Regions from separate parts of the Homo sapiens genome. Here region 1 is linked to region 2. The links are chromatin contacts, found by Hi-C or POLR2A ChIA-PET in ENCODE. All regions are on one chromosome and are shown on one strand. Each heading gives the region's core, a stretch centred on a gene start or an enhancer-like site at or near the end of the contact. The rest is flanking DNA. Distances are from core to core; before and after follow the strand shown. Region 1 has its middle 89 kb from the start of SP4. Region 2 has its middle 44 kb from the start of SP4.

Region 1 (3,135 bases), core at 447-2,946, 45 kb before region 2:
CCTCGGCTAACCTTCTTCTAGCCTTTTTTCTTGTTTCTCAGCAATTCCCTTCCTTCTTTCTTCCCCATTCCATCACAAAGAAACACTCCAACATACTTAACTCTCCTAGGCCAATTATTGATAATGTGGTCCACATGGTGATAAAAGAACCAATTAGTCCAAATGCATTTTCCTTTCACAGAACAAAAAAAGAGCTAACTGGCTATTTAAAGTCATGTAGAAACCTCCACACACAAAGCCCAATTATTTGGCTGGATTTTTCACTTTCCAATTGCTTCTGTTGGTGCTATGTAGACAAAACCTAAACTAATTACTCTGTAGGTTTCTGGCTCTAACAGTATCAACAGAATGTGGAAGTCATAGATTGAAGATGCAGCCAAATGGGGTTCCTGGGAAGAGGAAATAAGCAATGGTTTTTCGCTTAATGTGGGTCCATATTTATTTCTAGTAAAAGCACATAATGAAAATTGCTATGTATACTTGCTGACAAACACATTGAAATGAACAGAGCATCATTACTTGGCACAATACAGTTTTTATTCCATAGCTCTTGTTTGTATGACATTTTCATCATTTACCAGAACTTTGTTTTTCTAATCACTAGATTGATAGAAGTAAATACGGAGTATCAGGAAGAAAGAAAAAGCTTGAAAACAACCAAGTGCCATGCTTTTATCAATCCCATTGCTTAATTGATAATCAGTGCATTTCCATTCAGTTTTAAACCAATTATTGTGATTTAGCTGTACAAAAGAAAACTCTCCTTTTAAGCTATTTGAAGTACTAGAAATAACTTTTAAAATGCCACAATTGAAACAGATTTGTATTAGGCAGATTATGTACAATCGAGTATTAATTCTATTCGGGCAATTGTCAAGAAGCTTCAAAAATATTGTCAGGAGAGTTTGTACTGTGATATATGGAATCGTTTTAACCCTTTTAACATCTCCCTGGTTTAAAATGTCTTTAGCACTGAGGGACTTATCAATCTTTATCTCATTTCTTTTAGGTCTATTTTTCAACGGCCCCCAGGTGCGCTGGCTTCCCTTCATGAAGGGTCAGCCTGTATTTCCTGTGCTATTCTCCACATCAGACAAAGAGGATATAAACAGCCTGAGAATCCCAGAACTGATTGCTGGGCTCCTGTGGCTCTCCTGAATTAAAATCCTCATGGCTTTGCGGAAATAGGTGAGGGCTTCTTTCTAAATTGGGAACCATATTTAGGAACTCAGGCTTGGTCCTCTGATTAATTTTCTTTTTTTCTCTTTCTTTCTTCTTTTATTGTTATTATTATTACTATTATACATTTTATAAAGATTTGCAATGTATCAAGCATCGTTGAGTAAATCTCCACCCGAAATTCAACCATGTAAAATGCTAGGTTATTGCCAGGTTGGTAAAATGATCTGAGCCGGCCAAATTGTAGCCAGGCAGATGGGAGCTCCAGAGCCAGGGAGACAATTGCCAATTACACGATATCTGAAATTTACATCACTGGGGCATTTTGGAATATTTTTACATATATTACATCAGTTAATTCTGACAGAACCTTATGAGGGAGATATGTCTGTTACTCCCATTTGACAGATGAGAATGTTGCCATTCAAAGAGGTCAGGTACTTTGCACAAGGAAGCAGATCATTGTCATTCTCATCTCTAGCCCAGATGTGACTCACTCAACAGCCCTAGCTTTCATCCACCATTCTGTAATTTCCTGTCTTTGTCACTCTCCTTAAAGCTAAAAACCTTACCCAGAACCCCAGCTTGGTGTAAAAACAGACTTTCCCAGTAACACCAGAAGTTCCAAAAACTACAGAACTCTGCCTCTCCTTTGCACCCAGTGTCACGCTCTTTCTGCCTGATAAGACCTTATAACCTCTTTCAGGAACCACCCACTTCCCATGTTGAGTGCCGCTTGAATCACACGAAGTGGTGTTAACACTTATGATATGATCTTAACCGAGTAGCTTGGCCTCTCTTATCTCAGCTTCCTCTTCAGCAAAATGAGTATAATAATAATAGTCATGTACTTTTGTCATGTGGATCACAGATAGCATAGATGTAAAGCCCCTGCTCTAGTACCCTAGGGACCTAGGTGCTCAATCAATGAATGGTACCATCCTTGTTTTTGCCAGTGCAGCTACCAGTTTCTCTATAGTTTTTTTTTTTAATTTTTAAAATTATTATACTTTAAGTTCTGGGGTACATTTGCCAAACATGCCAAACGTTACATAGGCATACGTGTGCCATGGTGGTTTTCTGCACCCATCAACCCATCATCTACATTAGGTATTTCTCCTAATGTTATCCCTCCCATTGCCCCCCCATCCCTCCCATTGCCCTGATGTGTGATGTTCCCCTCCCTGTGTGCTTGTGTTCTCATTGTTCATCTCCCACTTATGAGTGAGAACATGCAGTGTTTGGTTTTCTGTTCCTATGTTAGTTTGCTGAGCATGATGGTTCCCAGCTTCATCCATGTTCCTGCAAAACACATGAACTCATTCTTTTTTATGGCTGCATAGTAGTCCATGGTGTATATGTGCCGCATTTTCTTTAACCAGTCTATCATTGATGGGCATTTGGGTTGATTCCAAGTCTTTGTCATTGTGAATAGTGCTGCAATAAACATACATGTGCATGTATCTTTATTGTAGAATGATTTATAATCCTTTGGGTACATACCCAGTAGTGGGATTGCTGGGTCAAATGGTATTTCTGGTTCTAGATCCTTAAGGAATCACCACACTGTCTTCCATAATGGTTGAACTAATTTACACTCCCACCAACAGTGTGAAAGCCTTCCTATTTCTCCACATCCTTGCCAGCATCTGTAGTTTCCTGACTTTTTAATAATCACCATTCTAACTGGAATGAGATGGTATGTCATTGTGGTTTTGTTTTGCATTTCTCTAATGACCAGTGATGATGACCTTTTTTTTCATGTTTGTTGGCTGCATAAATGTCTTCTTTTGAGAAGTGTCTGTTCATATCCATCGCCCACTTTTCGATGGGGTTGTTTGTTTTATTCTTGTAAATTTGTTTATGTTCCTTGTAGATTCTGGATATTAGCACTTTGTCAGATAGATAGATTGCAAAAATTTTCTCCCATTCTGTAGGTTGCCTGTTCACTCTGCT
Region 2 (3,063 bases), core at 544-3,043:
TCTGTCATCAAAGGCAAGATTGAGATAGATATTTGGGAATTGTGGCCCATGGGTAGAATTGAAAATTATGGATGAGATTTTCTCTAGAAGAGTGAGTTTTTATTTTTTATTTTATTATTATTATTTTTTTTAGACAGTCTCACTCTGTCACCCAGGCTGGAGTGCAGTGGTGGGATCTTGGCTCACTGCAAACTCTGCCTCCTGGGTTCAAGCAATTCTCATGTCTCAGTCTCCCGAGTAGGTGGCAGTAGCACGCGCCACCTTGCCCAGCTAATTTTGTGTGTGTGTGTGTGTGTATTTTTAGTAGAGACAGTGTTTCACTGAGTTAGCCAGGCTAGTCTTCTGGACTCAAGTGATCCACCCACCTCAACCTCCCAAAGTGCTGGGATTACAGACGTGAGCCACTGGGCCTGGCCAAACAGTGCATCTTTAAATGTGATCCTGAGACCTCCAGTTGACCCACAGTGGTTTGCAGAGAGTGTCTGTATGAAAGGAAAAAATAGAATAAAACTCTATTCACACACATCTCACAAAATTGAGTATAAGATTATTCATTATTAAAAACTTTTTTAAAAAGCTCGTCATTATTCTCGCAGAAATCCAATTACATGTTTAATGAGTGTTGGTTTGCATGCTCTGTAAAAACTGCATTGGTAAGTTTATCTTGGAAAATATTTTATGTTATTTTTTACATCTATGATTTTGCATTTTAATTAATACTATTGTACTTTATCCCCAAGTCACAAAAATGGACCAACAGTGACCCACTGAAGCATAAAAGATGGGAACAAACACTACAATGCCAAATAATTTAATTTTAAAAAGATAAATAGTATAGCCCTCCAGTGAAATGTAGAGTGGGGTGGTTTTACACAAGGACCTGAGAAAGAAAAATGCAAATGGGAACTGCCATTATGAATATCTGAGTATTGCATTATGTGGTGGTGTCCGTTTACACCATCCTTGTCAAATAGTGAAGTTTTGTCAAATGATAACATGAAGTATATATGCCTTTGCTCCATTTTCAAAGAAAGCCCAGTTTCAATCAAGTAAACCAATTTAATTTTTCTAGAACAAGCAAATATACTATTTTCTAGTATAAAGCTGATTAATTGTATCACTTAAACCAAAACTATAGAGGCATCCTTCAACATTGTACATTTCACAGCCAAAACAGGCAAAAGTCACACTGTTGCTAACAAGCTGATAAAATCAGCCACAAAAGTGAATACTATGTATTTTGCTCAGCTGATAAAACCAGCCACAAAAGTGAATACTATCTATTTTGCTTAGCAACAAAACAGATTAAGTTTTGGCAAAAATCTTTTAGCAAATGACTCTAGTGAATGTTGCCCAATATAAATAGCCTGCAAAGTTAAAGAGCAATCACTGTCTTTGGGGAAATGACCAGGTGGGATATTCAAAATATTTAACAACTGATAAGGCATAGAGAGCAACCAATCATAACAGATGCCAACTGCAAGCAAATGGTATAGGACTACTGGTATGTGTTAGCTTGCCTATCAGCAGATATTTTGCTTTACAACTGTGTAGAGTATGAATAATTTCTTGGCAATTGCCTAATACATATATGAAGTGCTTGACAATGTTTTTTGTTTATCATTAAAAGTCTTAGTGTTCGATTTAGGGGAATTTTTGACCCAAAGTTAATCCAGATGCTCTTCTCTTTGACAGCTGTAATTAATCAATAGCTAGGTGAAAGGTTCAGAACTTTAAGAGACAGACATTGGCCAAACGGTTTTTCAAAGTACTCTTTAGTTTCTATTTCAATAATTGTAAGGTTAATTTGTTTTTGCTTTTGCTTTTGTTTTTGTTTTGTTTTAGAGACAGGATCTCACTCTGTCACCTAGACTGGAGTGCAGTGGCATAATCACAGCTTACTGCAGCCTTAAGCTACTGGACTTAAGCTGTCCTTCCACCTCAGCCTCTCAAGTAGCTGTAACTACAAGTGCACTCCACCAGGACTGTCTAATTTTTTTTTTTTTTTTTTTTTTTTTTTTTCAGTAGAGACAGGGTCTCACTATGTTGCTTAGGCTGTTCTCAAACTCTTGAGCTCAAGTGATCCTCCTGCCATCCTGTCTTGGCCTCCTAAAGTGCTGGGATTACAGATGCGAGTCACCATGCTGACCAATTTTAAATTATTAATCAGCTATTATCCACCCTAGTTTCTCAGCTGCCTGCTATGGTGTCCCCAGTAGAAAACTCTGTTTCTACACTCACACAACCCTTCTGACACCAAATGTGTGGGCATTTTGCACACCAAGAAGCTATCTGATTCTGTTCAGATACCAACTAGGTGTCCAACAATCCAGTTCAGTTCTGACACTAACTACTTAGGATGTGATGTTCCATTGGTTTTAGGGCTCAGACCCACAAGATTGCCCTAACTTCAGAGGCCAGTTCCGAGTATCAGGTTTCTCATAGCATACTTCTGACTTACACAATGTATAAATTGAGGCTCCCAGGACCCCCTCCTCGGGTTCAGTAATTTGTTAGAATGGCTCACACACGCAGAACTCACGAAGCCATGTTATTTATTTATGTTTACTGGTTTATTATAAAGCATACAAATGAACAGCCAGATGAAGAGGTATATAAGGCCATGTCAGGAAGGGTCCCTAGTGCAGAAACTTCTGTTCCTGTGGAGTTAGGGTATGCTAACTTCCAGCAGGTGGATGCATTCACCAATCCAGAAATCTCACTGTTCAGGAGTTTTTATGGGGCTTAATCTCTAGCCCCCATCCCCAACTTTGCAGAGTTGGGGGAGGGTGGAAGCTGAAAGTTCCAAGCCTCTAATCATTTGGTTTCTAGTGACTAGACCTGTCCTGAGACTATCGAGGGTCTTCATCCTAAGTCATTTCATTAGCATGAACTCAGGTGAGATCAAAGGGAGTTTATTATGAATAATGAAAAACTCCTACCACTAAGCAAATTCCAAGGGTTTTAGTGCCTGGATCCAGGGACAAAAACCAAATATATTTCTTATCATTTCACAGTCTCTTTGTTTGAGCTGCTAGTGTTCCCACCAGTAGAGTTGTCCTG

Evidence for each region. A loop is a pair of places that touch in the nucleus more often than their neighbours do. ChIA-PET counts read pairs that join two places held with the same protein, here RNA polymerase II (POLR2A). Pooled maps may share reads with other maps.
Region 1: a map of natural killer cell shows a loop between it and region 2 (5-fold over the local background). The contact joins two enhancer-like sites. A Hi-C loop is called at or near these places in 2 of 168 maps with a recorded cell type or tissue (naive thymus-derived CD4-positive, alpha-beta T cell and natural killer cell), 1 of 37 single-sample maps with no recorded cell type and 8 of 50 pooled maps. POLR2A ChIA-PET finds 5 or more read pairs at or near these places in 2 of 52 experiments (activated CD4-positive, alpha-beta memory T cell and activated T-cell).

Annotation. Positions count from the first base shown.
Region 1 is chr7:21,337,180-21,340,314 of GRCh38, forward strand. No RefSeq gene overlaps it. Among named protein-coding and RNA genes, the nearest start is that of SP4, 89 kb to the right of the region's middle. RefSeq lists silencers at 1,579-1,779, 1,799-1,999. Within about 2 kb of position 1,697, at least 4 of the 41 ENCODE cell types and tissues checked have a DNase peak (open chromatin) inside an H3K27ac peak, as active enhancers do.
Region 2 is chr7:21,382,203-21,385,265 of GRCh38, forward strand. No RefSeq gene overlaps it. Among named protein-coding and RNA genes, the nearest start is that of SP4, 44 kb to the right of the region's middle. RefSeq lists an enhancer at 1,765-1,834. Within about 2 kb of position 1,794, at least 2 of the 41 ENCODE cell types and tissues checked have a DNase peak (open chromatin) inside an H3K27ac peak, as active enhancers do.